2 separate regions of the Homo sapiens genome follow, and region 2 is linked to region 1. A link is an interaction called in ENCODE POLR2A ChIA-PET data of the cell type or tissue named here. Cell type or tissue: PC-9. All regions are shown on one strand. Each heading gives the region's core, and the rest is flanking DNA. Links, peaks and the distances in the headings are about the cores only. Region 1 overlaps LOC105375262 (a long non-coding RNA gene). Region 2 overlaps OGDH (oxoglutarate dehydrogenase).

Region 1 (7,759 bases), core at 225-5,224:
TGCTAGGATTACAGGTGTGAGCCACCGCGCCTGGCCAGCAAATAATTTTTATAATTTTTCAAAAGATCTATTATATTAATCATTGAGGTGTTTATATTGTTTGATATCTAAAAAGTCAAGCCAGTCTTATAGATTTACCCAAATCCATTTACTGGTACAGATTCCCATTTGGAACAGTATGTGGTTGTGACAGCCACAGGCAGCGCTGAGCCTGTGGGGGCAGAATTGGGGGACTGGAGAAGATGCAGACTTCACCATCACACAAGGCTGCTTTTCTATGATTCCAGGAAAAAGAAAGACTACTTGTCTAAACCACATAACTGTCCATAAAAGCCTGAGCTCTCTGTTAGTTCTCCCAAACCAAATCACTATGGCAACACAAGCTACGCACACTTATGCATGCTTACGCACACATACGAGCACACTTCCTGGGACAGCCCCAAATGGGCGCTCGCGTGTCTGGGCTGAAATGTGGGCCAGAACCCACTTCAATAGCACAGAGATCACCAGAAGCAGCATTTCTAAGCAGAAATGTTTTCACTCAGCCTTAAACCGATAAGCTTTCAAAATGTGGAGTATTAATTCACTCTACTATTTTTATTTTATTTTGTTTTATTTTATTTTATTTTATTTTATTTTACTTTTGAAACAGAGTCTCACTGTCACCCAGGCTGGAAGCACAGTGGCAAAATCTTGGCTCACTATAACCTCCACTTCCCGGGTTCAAGCAATTCTCCTGTCTCAGCCTCCCCAGTAGCTGGGACTTCGGGCACATGCCACCAGGCCCAGCTAGTTTTTATATTTTTAGTAGAGACAGGGTTTCACCATATTGGTCAGGCTGGTCTCGAACTCCTGACCTCAGGTGATCCACCCACCTCAGCCTCCCAAAGTGCTGGGATTACAGGTGTGAGCCACCATGCCCAGCCCACTCTACTATTTTTATCAAATAATTAGAAATGGTACCTGGGAAGATGAGTGGGCAAAATATGGGATGTTCAGATACCATGGTTTGAAGACATTACAATTAGAGATGTAAACCTGACATGAAAGTAAAAGGAAATTAGAATTATGTTTTATTTTCTGTCCTTTTAAAATATAGAAATCATGCATGCTCACTGGAAGAAACCGAAGGCATGGAAAGAAAGAGGCCCTTTTGTGGCCTCCAGTCTGGGGCAGCCTAGTGTGTGGCTAAGGAATATGTGGAAATGGAGGCGACTCTGCCCCTTTGCAGCAGGCCATCAAAAGCCAGCCGGCAAGTGAGTGAGATGTCAGATGGCTCCAGCCTCAGTCTTGAGCCATCCCCTCTGAGCCTTGCCAAACTGCAGATTTGTGAGCAAAATCAATGTGATGTTGCTTTTAGCCACCAAGTTTTCAGGCAGATCAGGGGTCCTGGAGTAGGTGTCATTGAAACTGGGCTCTGAAGGCACCCAAAGAGGGAGGGAGGGAAAGGGTTTGAGGAGACCATGGGTGAAGGCCTGGGGCAGGTGCACAACCAGGGGTGGGAAGAGGCAACTCCAGGTGAGAAGGCAGAGCTAGGGCAGGAGTGTGTGGAGGCTGGAGGGCCAGGAGAAGAGGCCAAACCATCTCCCTCAGGGCTCCAGGCCAAACCATCTCCCTCAGGGCTTGGGAGCCATGCCAGAGGGCCTGGCATAGTTGAAATGCTCATCTAAAGGCCAGGTGCAGTGGCTCATGCCTGTAATCCCAGCACTTTGGGAGGCTGAGGAGGATGGATCACCTGAGGTCAGGAGTTCGAGAGCAGCCTGGCCAACATGGCGAAACCCCGTCTCTACTAAAAGTAAAAATAAAAATTAGCTGGGTGCGGTGGCACACTCTGTAATCCCAGCTACTCGGGAGACTGAGGCAGGAGAATCGCTTGAACTCAGGAGGCAGAGGTTGCAGTGAGCCAAGATCGCACCACTGCACTCCAGCCTGGGTGACAAGAGAGAAACTCCGTCTCAAAAGAAAACAAAAAAGAAAAGAAAAGCAAAGCTCATCTATACAGTCACTGTTTGGACCTCAGAGTGCACTTGGCCAGAGAAGCAATATTTTGAATACAAACTGAGTTACCACGCTACCTACAGCTCAGTTAGATGGCTGGACACAGCGACTACGGGATTCCATCAGTCACCCTACTCTCACAGCCTGTCTACCTCCGTCCTATACAGGTTTTACTGACCCAGAATCCAACAAAGAGTAGGTGCTCAATAACTGTGGATGATTTTTGAGTGGTTCTAAATCTGAGCACTCCCATACTGTCTGAACAAATGACAGCTTGTGTCTGTGTCCCAAAGTGTGCCATCAGGAGCAGGCTCTCTAATGGACCATGCGTGTGAAGCAGCCTGTGTGTGAAGCAGGTTTGTAAAGAGAGCCACGTGGTGAGCTTGGTGGTGGCCAGAAGTCAGTGACCAGCCAGGAGGAAAGGAGCTTCAGGTAGACAGCTGATCTGAAGGCGGGGGCTGGGCCTGGGGGTTGGGGGTGGGAGGGCAGGTAGGAAAGAGGCCTGGACAGATCCAGGACCTGCCTCACCTCGGCCTGGCCATTCTGCCCTTAGAAACATTCCTATCTCAGGGCCCATTTCCTGCTTTCCTTCCTGAAAGCCTATGCAGGTCCTCCTCATGCCAGGGCCTATGTCCCCCGAGGCTGAAGGGAGGGCAGCAGGGTGCCTGGTGCTTCCTGGTGCCTCTATTTGCTGAATCTGGCCAAGCCACATGGAAGAACACACAGCTGGTGAGGAGCAGAGACTGCAGCTTCTGGAAATGGGATGGGAGTCGGCCCTTTCCTAATATCCCACACTGTCCAGAGCTGAGAAAGTAGATGCAAGGGTCGGGAAGATGGCAGAGAAAGCTGACCTTAAGCACAGAACCCCGCCTTGTAGTTCTGTACTTCATCAGCACCAGGAATGTGATGAGCCCCTGGGCTCTCAATTTTGTTTTGCAATTGAGATTTTTTTTTTAATTAAAAGAAATGATGTTCTTATGCCTCCTTTTAAACAGTTTCTCAGATATGGCTCAGCCCACAATGCACTTGGAGAGGTGTTGACCCGTCCTGAGCAGAGTTGAAACTGCCCTCCCTGGGGTGGGCAGTGAGCCTGAGAGCCCCAGCTGTTAGAAACCCTGGCTCTTCTCTCTCACTCTGCCCCCAGGGACAAATCATGCCATCTCTCTGGGTGTCAGTCTCTCCCTATAGTTCTGGAGAGCTGAGTTGGCATACCTCTGAGACCAGCAAAGTCATCATAAAAAGTTCCCATTATTGGGAATGAAGCAATTTCCCAGGTCCGTGGGAAGACTATGGAATTGGGTCACAAGTCACAGATGGAAAGGCATGGGCCACAGTGGGGGACTGGGTCCCTTCTTGGCAAGAACCCACCGGGACACAGTCCCTGCCTGTCATTCTGCCTTGCTGGCTGCAGGCCCAGGACCACCGGCCAGAAGCCATGAGAGATCAGGGCAGGACACGGGCAGCTTCAACGGTCACCCCAGACTGAGACACCACACGGGCCCGGGCCTCAGCCCCACTCTGCCCTGCTGCAGAGGCCATCTGCCTCCTGGCCTTGTGACTTCCTGCTGGGACTGAGCCCAGCACTAGCCCTGGCTGTATGGGCTGCAGCCTGGATCCCCATTCACCCTGACTGCTGACCCCTGACCCCTGAACCTCCTTGGGTTCCTGCCAACGTCTTTCTTCCAAGGCCAGGCCTGAAGTTTGGCAATCAAGACGCATGGATTTCTAGGATCTAGAAGTTTGGTCAGCCAAATCATTACCATCTAAATGACCCCCCAGGGTCCCCGTAATACATTTTAAACTTTTTAATTGAAGTATAACAGATATATATCCTAAGTATTCAGTCGGTGACTTATGCAAAGTGAGCACTAGGTCCTTTCATGTGCTGTAGGCCATTTGTATGTCTTCTCCAGAGAAATGCTTTGTCAGGTCCTTTGCCATTTTTGAATTGGGTTATGTGGGTTTTTTATTGTTGAGTTTTTGTTCTTTTTTTTTTTTTTTTTTTTTGAGACAGAGTCTTGCTCTGTCACCCAGACTGGAGTGCAGTGGCACCATCTCTGCTCACCGCAAGCTCCACCTCCTGGGTTCATGCCATTCTCCTGCCTCAGCCTCCCGAGTAGCTGGGACTACAGGTGCCCGCCACCATGCCCAGCTAATTTTTTGTATTTTTAGTAGAGACGGGGTTTCATCGTGTTAGCCAGGATGGTCTCAATCTCCTGACCTCGTGATCTGCCCGCCTCAGCCTCCCAAAGTGCTGGGATTACAGGCGTGAGCCAGCGCGCCCGCCGCTTTTTTTCTTTTTTTTTAGTGACAGTATCTTGCTCTGTCACCTAGGCTGGAGTGCAGTGGCGCAATTATAGCTCACTGTAGCCTCCAACTTCTGAGCTCAAGCAATCCTCCTATCTCAGCCTCTCAAGTAGCTATAACTACAGGCGTGTGCCACCATGCCTGGCTAATTTCTTTCTTTCTTTTCTTTCTTTCTTTCTTTCTTTCTTTCTTTCTTTCTTTCTTTCTTTCTTTCTTTCTTTCTTTCTCTCTCTCTCTCTCTCTCTCTCTCTTTCTTTCTTTCTTTCTTTCTTTCTTTCTTTCTTTCTTTCTTTCTTTCTGAGACGGAGTTTCACTCTTGTTGCCCAGGCTGGAGTGCAATGGTGCAATCTTGGTTCACCACAACCTCTGCCTCCCAGGTTCAAGCGATTCTCCTGCCTCAGCCTCCCAAGTAGCTGGGGTTACAGGCGCCCACCACCATGCCTGGCTAATTTTTTATATTTTTAGTAGAGATGGGATTTCACTGTGTTGGCCAGGCTGGTCTCGAACGCCTGACCTCATGATCTACCTGCCTCGGCCTCCCAAAGTGCTGGGATTACAGGCGTGAGCCACCATACCCACCCACCTAATTTCTACTTTTTATTTTTATTTATTCATTTATTTATTTTTGAGACAAAGTCTCACTGTGTCACCCAGGCTGGAGTGCTCACTGCAACCTCCACCTCCCGGGTTCAAGTGATTCTCGGGCCTAGCCTCCCAAGACCAGGAGGTGTGCACCACCATGCCTGGCTAATGTTTGTATTTTTAGTAGAAACGAGGTTTCCCCATGTTGACCAGGCTGGTCTGAAACTCATCTGCCCACTTGTCCTCCCAAAGTGCTGAGATTACAGGTGGAAGCCACCGTGCCTGGCCTTATTTTTATTTTTATCTTTTGTAGAAACAGGGTTTCACTATGTTGCTCAGCCTGGTCTTGAACTCCTGGCCTCAGGTGATCCATGGTGGCACAAGCCACTATGCCCAACCTCAGCTTTAATTCTTTATATGATAGCCTGCATATTAATCCCATATCAGATGTATGCTTTGCAATTATTTTGTCCCATTCTGTGGTCTTCCTTTTTTCTTGTGTTGCCCAGTCTGGACTCATCCTCCTGAACTGCTCTGCGGGCCCCACCCACAATGACAGAGCCTGAGGCCAGGCCTTTCTGAGCCTCCTTCTCTTGAGCTGCTGTCAACCTGGTTTCTCCAATCTTGTCTTTCATACAGGATTTCTTTATTAGTAGTATTTGCACAGTAGTTAAATTGGGAAACATAGGAATTTTAAGGAAAAGGAAAAAGGCACCCACAATTCTACCATGCCTACGAATAAAATCATTTTCTGTGCTGCCTTTGAATCTTTGTCTATGTTCATAGATTAATTTTAATAAACATTGTGGGGGTGCAGCTGAACCACTGAAGTTCTCTGCCTCGCACAGAGATCTTTGCCAGGGTCTCTTGTGGATTTGTTTTGTTTTGCTTTGTTTTTTGAGGCAAGGTCTCACTTTGTCACCCAGGCTGAAGTGCAGTGACGCAATCACAGCTCACTGCAGCCTCAAATGTCTAGGCTCAAGTGATCTCCCTACCTCAGCCTCATGAGTAGCTGAGACCATAAGCACGCACCACATACTCAGCCTCTTCTTCTTCTTTTTTTTTTAAATTTTCGTAGAATCGGGGTTTCTCCACCATGGCCAGGCTGATATTAAACTACTGAGCTCAAGCGATCCTCCTGCCTCAGCCTCCCAAAGTGCTGGGATTACAGGTGTGAGCCATCTCACATCTCACCCAGCCTCCTGTGTTTTTTTCAAATCTTGATTCATTTTCTCTCTTATTAGCCGTTCCGGCTGGCTTTAGTTTGTCTGCACATTTTATTTATTTATTTACTTATTTTTATGCTGAGGTTTTTGGGAGTTTTCAGGGGGACAGGGTTTCACTCTGTTGTCCAAGCTGAAGTGGCAATGTTGTAGTGTTGCCATCATTGCTTACTGTAACATCAAACTCCTGGGCTCTAGCAAACCTCCCGCTTCAGCCTCCCAAGTAGTTGAGACTATAGGTGCACACTACCACTCCTGGACAATTTTTTATTTTTTGTAGAGATATGGTCTCACCATATTGTCCAGGCTGGTCTTGAACTCCTAGCCTCAAGCAATCCTCCTGCCTTGGCCTCTCAACGCGTTTGTATAACAAGTGCAAGCCAGCCGGGTGCGGTGGCTCATACCTGTAATCCCAACACTTTGGAAGGCTGAGGCAAGTGGATCACCTGAGGTCATGAGTTCGAGACCAGCTGGACCAACATGGAGAAACCCCGTATCTACTAAAAATACAAAAATTAGCCGGGCGTGGTGACACATGCCTATAATCCCAGCTACTTGGTTGGGAGGCTGAGGCAGGAGAATTGCTTGAACCCGGGAGGCGGAGGTTGCAGTGAACAGAGATGTCGCCACTGCACTCTAGTGCAGTGGACAAGAGGGAAAGTGGGTGACAAGAGGGAAACTCTCTCTCAAAAAAAAAAAAAAAAAAAAAAAAAAAAAGGAAGAAGCCACTGTGCTCAGCACACATACTGAGTATTTTATTGTATGCTACTGCCTGTATATGTAAAACAATTACCCTTGTGAAATTGAAATTCATGAAAATTCAGAGAGGTAGATGGTAAGGACTGACAAAAGTAGAAGTTATGTATTATGGCACATGTGTTACAGGGATACGCTTTTATATAGTAGGCTTGAAATTTAGCTCTCTTTTGAATATTCAATGGTTCATGAGAAGCGGTTTGGGAACACACTTTCTGGGGTCTGAGGTATTTGTACCTGAAGAAACTCCAGGAAGCAGAGGGTCACGTTGAGCATTCTGCAGACAATTGTTTTAAGACTGCAGCTGCCTGGGAAGCTTTTACACAGTGGAGACCATCCTCTAGCCAGAGCATTTCAGCCACTTTCTTCATAGATACGATGCTGGAGGAACCAGACAGGGAGCAAACAAGAGCTGGGTCAATCTGTGGATCTGCACACTTTATAATCGTGTTTTATTCAAGTCTTAACTAGAGATGCTAAGTGGGACTTAGTGAGGATAGGCCTGCACCCTGCAGCAAGACCACCACAGTGCGGCACAGATGCTGGGCCCAGGTCACACAGGAGGCAATTCAAACTCAACCTGGAGAGAATAAGAGAAGTCAGACAGGGAGCCAGGACGGCAGGAAAGGATGCCCCATGGCACAGCGTGTGCAGGGACATGGGAGAGCGAATATGGGTTGAGCATCCCTAACCCAAAAATCCAAAATCGGAAATGCTCCCAAATCTGAAGTTTTGGGGTTGGTTGGTTGGTTTGTTTTTGAGACAGAGTTTCACTCCTGTCGCCCAGGCTGGAGTGCAATGGCATGATCTCAGCTCACTGCAACCTCCACCTCCTGGGTTCAAGAGATTCTCCAGCCCAGCCTCCCGAGTAGCTGGGATTACAGGCACACACC
Region 2 (10,146 bases), core at 1-5,000, 220 kb after region 1:
CTGCAGGGGGCTTTGCTGAAATGGTGCATACAACTGTGCATTGTGGGTACAAAGTGGAAAGCATGAATTTTTTCTGGGAAGAGGATGCCTCGTTACATCAGATCCTCAAAGGAGCTTATTTGTGGCACTGTTTCTTCACTCACCAGGCCAGGGAGAGTCCAGCCAGTGCTTAATGTGCAAGATCTTCTCATCTTTAGATCTGGCAAAAGCTTCCTCACAGATCTTATCATACTTGGAAATTTCCTCCTGGAGGGTTGGGCACAACACAGCGTGACTGGCACAGGGCATGACTACTGCACACGCCCACCTGTACCCCCACACTTTCTGACAGCCACCACGCAAGCCCAACCATACCCCTGGCACAACTCCCGTGCATGCCCACCCATAGTCCCACACTTCGTGGATGCAAAACATCTCAGCCTCTGGGCCTGCTCCTTCTCAATAGGCATAACACCTTTCTAAGATTTTATTCTTTTCACTCCCAAAAGTTTCTTCCTCACATTTGCTGGGTAGAGATTCTGCTCGGAGTTTGAACCCCTAACCCTTCACCACTTTTTTTTTTTTTTTTTGAGACGGAGTCATGCTCTGTCACCAGGCTGGAGTGCAATGGCGCGATCTTGCCTCACTGCAACTTCCGCCTCCCGGGTTCAAGCGATTCTCCTGCCTCAGCCACCTGAGTAGCTGGGACTACAAGTGCGTGCCACCACGCCCAGCAAATTTTTGTATTTTTAGTAGACGGGGTTTCACCATGTTGGCCAGGATGGTCTCGATCTCTTGACCTCATGATCCACCTGCCTCAGTCTCCCAAAGTGCTGCAATTACAGGCATGAGCCACCACGCCCAGCCCACCACATTTTTTCTTAAGAACTGGTCCAGGCCAGGCGCAGTGGCTCATGCCTATAATCCCAGCACTTTGGGAGGCCAAGACAGGCAGATCACTTGAGGTCAGGAGTTCAAGACCAGCCTGGCCAACACGGGGAAACCCTGTTTCTACTAAAAATACAAAAATTAGCTAGGCGTGGTGGCTCGCACCTGTAATCCCAGGTACTTGGGACGCTGAGACATGAAAACTGCTTGAAGTAAGGAGGTGGAGGTTGCAGTGAGCTAAGATCATGCCACGGCACTCCAGCCTGGGTGACAGAGCTAGACTCCGTCTCAAAAAACAAAACAAAACAAAAAAAAAACTGGTTCACAAAGCTCTGTCTCCAGCATAGGCTACAGGCTATCAGGTTGTTCTGATCTGGGATCTGTCCTGTTCCCATGCTCAGATATAGCTCCTCACACCCACCCTCTCCCTCTCTAGGGCAGCTGCTTGGCCTTCCCACTCACAACCAACCAGCACTTACTATCCAGATTACAACAGGCCCCTTACCAAGCTGGATCCACCACCCACCTCTCAACCATGCACAATTTGTGAAATCTGAGAAAACCTACTGGGCTGCTACTACCTCAACCTGAAAACATCCCCTTCCCTTCCCCAAAACACTGTTTAAGGCCCACTTCCTTTATAAAGCATCTCAGTGGCCCAGATTCTCCAAAAAGTTATGCATTGAAATGCTGTAGTTGTAAATATTTCACATCCTCTCACGTGTATCCTCATAACTGGCAAAAGTGAGAACTGGCCCTGTGGCCCACCTTTTCTAGTCATCGCCAGCCCTGGAAAGGCGCACTGGGATAGAGCCGCAGGGACGTACCTCATACTCAGGCTGGTTGACCACACCCTGCGACACCAGCAGCTCAGCGTACTTCTGTAACACAGGCTTCTGCTTGCGGATCTGCTTGTACATGAGCGGCTGCGTGAACATGGGCTCATCCATCTCGTTGTGGCCGTTGCGCCGGTAACACACCTGCTCAGAGCAGTGAGAGGATGTCAGAGACAAGGGCTGGCCCCTTGGGAAGAAGTGCTGTTCAGGCACCTGCCCCATCTCTCCTAGGTGATGGCCACGTTCTTCATTCCTCATGCCTGCCCTGGAGTTTACCTTCTCTAGAATTAGGATTCTGTGTATCTCTCCTTCACACAGTAGAGCTGCTCTGTCAATGAGGAGTGGCCCTCCTCACCACCACAGCTCCTGCCTGGGAAGCATTCCTTGGTGCTTACAGGCCTGAACTATTTGGAGCTCAAAGGAACCAGCATGAGGCCTGGCAGTAGAGAGCCCTGAGGTGACTCATCTAGACAAGCTCCTCTCCTTGGGACACAGGGGTGCCGAGGGCAAGAGGGGTGGGTCAGATGCTCTGCCCAGGACGTGCTGTCCCCAGAGTCACTCACCAAATCGACAACCACGTCCTTGTGGAAGGTGCTCCTCCACTCGGCCGCCACTTTGCACACGTACATGACAGCCTCGGGGTCATCTGAGTTCACGTGGAAAATGGGGGCATTCACCACTCGGGCCACGTCAGTGGGGTAGGGGGAGGAGCGGGCCATCCGAGGGTCGGTGGTGAAGCCGATCTGCAAGGAACATGTAGCCTAGCAAGAGGGCACCTGGCACAGCCGGCACAGGGACCAGAGGGCGGGGCTGAGGCCGGGCATGGCATGCACTTGCCATCTGGCTACTCTGAGTACGTACCCCAAAATGGCTGTTTACACTTTTTCTTTTCCTTTGTTTTTTCCTATTCTGATAACAAAATCCATATATATTTAACATAGAGAATTTAAAAGACATAGTATGAAAAGTTAAATTAAGTTACCTATAATTCCACAGGCTATGGGGTAAATATTCTGATGTTTTCCTTTCCAGATTATTTTCTTTGTATGCATATATATGTAAATAAATACTTAAATTTGGGATCTTATTATTTCTATTATTTTGATTAATTCTTTTTATTTTTTGTAGAGATAGGGTCTCACCATGTTGCCCAGGCTGGCCTCAAACTCCTGGGCCTAAGTAATCCTCCTGTCTCGGCTTCCCGAAGTGTTATTATAGGAGTGAGGCACTGTGCCCAGCCTAAGAATTTTTTTTTTTTTTTGAGACGAAGTCTCACTCTGTTGCCCAAGCAGAGTGCAATGGCGTGATCTCAGCTCACTGCAACTTCCACCTCCCGGGTTCAAGCGATTATCCTGCCTTAGCCTCCCCAGTAGCTGGGAATACAGGCACGCACCACCATGCCTGGCTAATTTTTGTTATTTTTAGTAGAGACGGGGTTTCACTATGTTAGCCAGGCTGATTTTGAACTCCTGACCTTGTGATCCACCTGCCTCAGCCTCCCAAAGTGCTGGGATTACAGGAGTGAGCCACCACGCCCAGCAAGAATTTTTTTTTTTTTTTTAAAGAGAGAGTCATGGTCTGTCAACCAGACTGGAGTGCAGTGGTGCAATCGTAGCTCACCTCTCATGCCAGCCTTCTGTGTAGCTGGTGTTATAGGTGTGCACCACCAGGCCCAGCTAATTTTTAAATTTTTTTTGTAGAGATGGGGTCTTGCCATGTTGCCCGGGCTGGTCTTGAACTTTGGGGCTCAAGTGATCCTTCTGCCTCGGCCTCCCAAAATGCTGGGATTACAGGTGTGAGCCACAGTACCCAGCCAGAAAAGAAAATTTAAAGGCTTCATAACATTCCCTACCAGTTAGATGTACCAAAATTTAATGATATATTCATAATTTTATGGTTTGCATTTAAATTTTTATCTTATGATATATTTCAAACACAAAGCATGATAATACCACACTGCTCATCCTTAACGCCTTCACCTAACATGAACAAATCCCAACGGTTTCGCCATATTTGTTAGTGGACCAAAATGTTTCTGTCACAGAGGCTCAAGCCCGCAGGCCTCCTTACCCTTAAATCAGAGGAGGACACTGCCACAAGTTGCTATTTGTACTTCATATGTCCGTAAACAGTATATAGTATCTTCTGAGGCTTGTTGGTAACTTTGCAGTTTGCCTTTTAACATTTGCTTTTATGATACACCCAGGTTGAAACATGTAGCTATACTTCCTTTAGTCTCTACTTTCCAGTGAAACTTAACCAGACACAGTATACCCCACAGAGTATTTATCCATTCTCCTGTTGGTGGACATTTCTTTTGTTTCCAATTTGTGGTAAACACAATGTTGCTGTACACATCCTTATACAAATTTTCTCCCTCAAACGCTGAGTTTTTTTGCAATCTAATCCTAGAAAGGGAAAACTGAGCCACAGGCATGAGCATTTAAAATTTTTCTAAATGCTCTCCTGAGTAGCTGTTCTACTTACACTCCTACTAGCAGCATATTAATATCCTGCAATTTCCATTTACCATACTGTGACCATTTCCCCAGGATATCAAACTTTTTTTTTTTTTTTTTTTTTTTTAAGACAGAGTCTCATTGTGACTCCCAGGCTGGAGTGCAGTGGTGCACCTCTGCTTACTGCAAGCTCCACCTCCCGGGTTCACACCATTCTCCTGCCTCAGCCTCCTGCGTAGCTGGGACTACAGGTGCCTGCCACCATGCCTGGCTAATTTTTTGTATTTTTTTTTTTTAGTAGAGATGGGGTTTCATGGTGTTAGCCAGGATGGTCTCAATCTCCTGACCTTGTGATCCCCCGCCTCGGCCTCCCAAAGTGCTGGGATTACAGGCGTGAGCCACTGTGCCCGGCCATTCCCTAGGATATTAATCTTTTTTAGTGGTTGTTTAATATCCCTTCCTATGGCTTTGCCAAATTTTATGCAAAGACGCTTCTGCTGTTGGACATAGGTTTGTTTCCTAACTTTGTGGTAGCGCAAATATGGTTTTGACAAAAACCTTTTTTTTTTTTTTTTTTGAGAGAAGGTCTCACTCTGTTGCCCAGGCTGGAACGTAGTGGTGTGATCACGGCTCACTGCAGCCTTGACCTCCCGGGCTCAAGCAATCCTCCTGCCTCAGCCTCCTCAGTAGCTGGGACTACAGATGTGTACCACCACGCCTGGCTAATTTTTGTTTTGTTTTGTTTTGTGTAGAGACAGGGTCTCACTTTGTTGCCCAGGCTGGTCTTGAACTCCTGAGCTCAAGCAATCCTCTTGCCTTGGCCTCCCAAAGTATTGGGAACAGGTTTGAGCCATTGCATCTGGCAGACAAAGAGTCTTATGAAAAAATATTTACCATCAGATGGCTTCCTTAGGTGAAATTTCTGGAAGGGAATTTCTAAGTATGTTCTAAAAGAAATAAGAGACTCAGCTAAGAAGTTACTTCCTCTCCTTCTACAGATCTTCCTGATGCCACACTACCTCATGAGCAATGAGTCAAAGCAGTAAAGAGATAAAGAAAATATTAGCAAAATCTAACTCTATATTTATGTTTAATGGCTTTTACATAATCTCCCTTCTCACACTGACTAAAGAAATGATCAGAAATAGTCAGACACTGATGAGATTAAAAAAAAAATGGTGTATCAGAGCCTGACACATAAGAGAGCCCTGAACAATCTCAGCTGGTATTGAAGCCAGCATTGCCCATCTTGGGCTTCAGCATGTAAAGAAGGGCCTGCAGCAGGAAGTCAGTGATCATAACATGCCTTACTGCTAGAACCTCACAGAAAGAAACCCATTTTGCAAGGTTGAGGTCTCAGCTGCCCTCTCCAATGTTCACCACTGTTATGAGCTTCTGTGCCTTCATGCACATATGGATGGCAGCACACATGACGGAGGTGCACTCTACCAGCAGGATTATCTACTTGGGTGGATGTGCACACACGTGTGATGGAGATGCACTCTACCGGCAGGGTTATCTATACTAGTGGCTGTGCATACACACATATGACAGAGGTATACTCCAAATATACGCTGTACTTTTTTCCACTATGGGTGTATTAATAATACCTCTTAGTATATTATTTGAGGCAGCTATACTTACCACTATACCACCAATGTACTCTCTTAGTATACTTTTGGGAGTTAGTGTTTTAGTAGGAAAATCTCGCTAAGAGGAAAAGCTGGTCTGGGAGACAAAGGAACCTTTAGGGCCAAATGGTTTCTCCTCTCACCTCTAGCCCTTCTCACCCCTCCCATTTACTTCAACCCTGACAACTCGTTCACTAGCTGTGCCAATACTTCCAATGAGGAGGAATCCAAAACTTCTGGAGGAGCTGGTTCCCCTGTTGGAACAGGTCTCACTGTTAGGAGTTCTTCCTTTCATTCAACTAATATCTGCTTCTTGGGTAATTGTAGCCACCCACTGGAGCTAACTCTGTCCATTAGATGCTTTGCTACTCAATCATTTATATTTGAAAATAGTATCCAAGTGCAAAAGAATGAAGCGGGACTCCTTTGCACCATGCACAAAAATTAACTCAAAACAGATCATAGATGTAAGGGCTAAAACTATAAGACTCAGAAGAAAGCATAGGAGGTAAAACTTTGTGACCTCGGATTAGGCAAAGCCTTCTTGGATATGACACCAAAAATCACAAGCAACAAAAGAAAAAACAGATAAATTATGCTTGATAAAAAATAAAACTTTTGTGCTTCCAAGGACACCAAAATTGTCCCATATTTGCAAATCATCGGATACATGGCTCATATCCAGAATATATAAAGAACTCTTACAACTCAACAATAAAAAGACAATCCAGTCAAAAAATAGGCAGAGGATCTGAATAGAAATTTCCCCAAAGATATACAAATAGCCAATAAGCAAATGAAAAGACACACACATCATTAGTCATTAGGGAAATGCAAATTAAAACCAAAATGAGATATCACCTCACACCTTCTAGGATGGCTAGAATAAAACAGACAATAACAAGAGTTGGTGAGGACATGAAAAAACTGGAATCCTAGCTGGGGGTGCGGTGGCTCATGTGTGTAATCCCAACATTCTGGGAGGCTGAGGCAGGTGGATAACTTGAGGTCAAGAGTTCAAGACCAGCCTGGGCAACATGGCAAAACCCTGTTGCTACCAAAAAAAAAAAAAAAAAAAAAAAAAAGAAAAAAAAATTAGCTGGGAGTGGTGGTGCGTGCCTGTAATCCCAGCTACTTGGGAAACTGAGGCAGAAGAATCGCTAGAACCTGGGAGGCAGAAGTTGCAGTGAGCTAAGACTGTACCACTGCACTCCAGCGTGGGTGACGGGGTAAGACCCTGTCTCAAAAAAAAAAAAAAAAAAAAAAAAAGGAACCCTGATATATTTCCAGTGGGAATGTAAAAATGGCACAGCCACTTTGAAACAGTCTGAGATTTCCACAAAAAGTTGAACACAGAGATACCACATGATCTAGCAATTCTACTCCTACGTATATACCCGAAAAGGAATTCAAACATATGTAGACACAGGCTGGGCACAGTGGCTCATGCCTGTAATAAGAGCACCTTGGGAGGCTGAGGCAGGTAGATCACCTGAGGCCAGGAGTTCGAGACCAGCCTGGCCAACAAGGCGAAACCCCATCTCTACTAAAAATACAAAAATTAGCCGGGCATGGTGGTGCACACCTACAGTCCCAGCTACTCGGGAGGTTCAGGCACTAGAATCGTTTGAACCCGGGAAGTGGAGGTTGCAGTGAGCTGAGATTATGCCACTTGCACTCCAGCCTGGGCCACAGAGAGGAGAGTAGGTGGCACAAAAAACAAACAACAACAAAAAATGTATATATAAGGCCTGGCGCTGTGGCTCACGCTTGTAATCCCAGCACTCTAGGAGGCCGAGGCTGGCGGATCATGAGGTCAGGAGATCGAGACCATCCTGGTTAACAGGGTGAAACCCCATCTCTACTAAAAATACAAAAAATTAGCTGGGCATGGTGGTGGGTGCCTGTAGTCCCAGCTACTTGGGAGGCTGAGGCAGGAGAATGGCGTGAACCTGGGAGGCAGAGCTTGCAATGAGCCGAGATCACACCACTGCACTCCAGCTTGGGCGACAGAGCGAGACTCCGTCTCAAAAAAAAAAAAAAAAAGTATATATAAACACTTGTACATAAATGTTCACAGCAGCATTATTTTATTTCTTTATTTTTTGAGACAGAGTCTTGCTCTGTCACCCAGGCTGTGGTGCAATGGCGTGATCTCGGCTCACCGCAATCTCCGCCTCCCAGGTTCAAGCGATTCTCCTGCTGCAGCTTCGAGAGTAGCTGGGATTACAGGCACGAGCCACCACGCCTGGCTAATTTTTGTATTTTTAGTAGAGACGGGGTTTCATCATGTTGGCCAGGCTGGTCTTGAACTCCTGACCTCAGATGATCCACCTGCCTCGGCCTCCCAAAGTGCTGGGATTACAGGTGTGAGCCACCATGCCCAGCCCACAGCAGCATTATTTATAATAGCCCAAAAGTAGAAACAATCTAAACGTTCGCCAACTGATATAGGGCACATATTGTATGATTCAATTAATATGAACTTTACAGAATAAATACATCTATAGAGACAGAAAGTAGATTAGTGGTTGCTTAGGGCTTGGGAGGATGGAGGGGTAGGAGTAAGATAACTAAGGGATGCAAGGTTTTTCCTTGAGGTGATGAACACTCTGAAATCAACTGTGATAGTTGCACGTATTTATAAATATACTAAAAACCACTTAATTGCAGACTTGTGAAAGGGGTAAATTACATGATAAGTGAACTACATTTAATAAAGCTATTAAAAAATACAATTTAAAAAAGTTGAGCAGGCGGGTGTGGTGACTCACGCCTGTAATCCCAAGCACTTTGGGAGGCTGAGGAGGGTGGATCACTTGAACTCAGGAGTTCAAGACCAGTCAACATGGTCAACACAGTGAAACCCTGTCTCTACAAAAAAAACCATAAAAATTAGCCAGGTGTGGTGGTGCATGGCCATAGTCCCAGCTACTGAGGAGGCTGAAGTGGGAGGATTGCTTGAGCCTCGGAGGTGGAGGCTGCAGTGAGTCTAGATTGTGCCCCTGCACCCCAGCCTGGGCAACAGAGTTAAGAACCTGTCTAAAAATTTAAAAAACAAAAAAAATTTCTTTTTTTTTGGCTGGCCATGGTGGCTCATGCCTGTAATCCCAGCACTTTGGGAGGCCAAGGCAGGCGGATCACTTGAGCTCAGGAGTTCAAGACCAATCTGGCCAACATGGTGAAACTCTGTCTGTACTAAAAATACAAAAATCAGCCAGGGGTGGTGGCAAGCGCCTGTAGTCCCGGCTACTCAGGAGACTGAAGCAGGAGAATCGCTTGAACCTCGGAGGTGGAGGTTGCAGTGAGCCAAGATCACTCCACTGCACTCTAGCCTGGGTGACAGAGCCAGACTCCATCTCAGAAAAAAAAAAAAAAAAAAAAAATTAAAAAAAATTTTTTTAAAAACATGAGCATATCCCAAACAGAAATCCCAAAGAAATTCATGCCAAGATACATCAAACTTCTGAAAACTAGACAAAGAAAAATATGGCCGGGTGTGGTGGCTCATGCCTGTAATCCCAGCACTTTGGGAGGCTGAGGCGGGTGGATCACCTGAGGTCAGGAGTTTGAGACTAGCCTGACCAACATAGTGAAATCTGTCTTTACTGAAAATACAAAAATTAGCTGGGTGTGGTGGCAGGCGCCTGTAGTCACAGCTACTCAGGAGGCTGAAGCAGGAGAATCCTTGAACCCAGGAGGTGGAGGCTACAGTGAGCCGAGATCATGCCATTGCACTCCGGCCTGGGCGACAGAGCAAGACTCCGTCTCAAAAAAAAAAAAAAAAAGAAAAAAAGAAAATAAAAACCTTCCCACAAAGAAAACTGTAAGCCCAGAAGTCTTTCAGTGGTGGATTCTACCAATCATTTAGGAAGGGAATAATATTAATTATACAGAAACTCATTCAGAATATAGAAGAGGAACCTCCTCTTAACATTTCACGAGGCCAGCATTACCCTGATAGCAAAACCAGATAAAGGCATTACAACAAAAGATCAATACCCCTCATGAACATAAGACAAAAATTCCACATTTGAAAATTAATGTACTTCATCATTAGCAAACTATATGGTCATCTCAATGGATGCAGAAGAGCACTGACAAAAATAAGCATCCATTCATTATATATACTGTCCACAGATTAGAGACAGAAGGGAACTCCCCTAGCCATGGTAAGGGACATCTACAAAAAAGCTACAGCTGACATCATACTTAATGATCAAATACTAAACACTTTCTTCCAAAAATTGGAAACAAGAAAAGGATGTCCGTTTTTATCCACTTTGACACTGTGCTGAGGTCCTAGCCAGTGCAATAAGAAAAAAGAAAATACAAAGCATAGATACATGTGGA

What was found. Peaks named below come from ENCODE experiments on the same cell type or tissue, not always from the same donor. Only the 100,000 strongest peaks of a DNase experiment are listed, where the experiment ranks them.
Region 2: POLR2A ChIA-PET joins it to region 1 with 6 read pairs; 2 of 35 experiments call an interaction of 5 or more read pairs at or near these places.

Annotation. Positions count from the first base shown.
Region 1 is chr7:44,907,866-44,915,624 of GRCh38, reverse strand. LOC105375262 (a long non-coding RNA gene) reads right to left here. Exons shown (of 2, transcript XR_927228.2): 2 at 6,845-7,247. Among named protein-coding and RNA genes, the nearest start is that of PURB, 26 kb to the right of the region's middle. RefSeq lists enhancers at 3,022-3,521, 3,522-4,023. In PC-9, for the core only: no CTCF peak of the experiment used is centred there; a DNase peak (open chromatin) is centred at 2,624; H3K27ac peaks cover 1,264 bases.
Region 2 is chr7:44,686,125-44,696,270 of GRCh38, reverse strand. It overlaps OGDH (oxoglutarate dehydrogenase), which reads right to left. Exons shown (of 23, transcript NM_002541.4): 11 at 2,267-2,446; 12 at 1,695-1,847; 13 at 144-246. Among named protein-coding and RNA genes, the nearest start is that of ZMIZ2, 58 kb to the left of the region's middle. In PC-9, for the core only: no CTCF peak of the experiment used is centred there; a DNase peak (open chromatin) is centred at 2,130.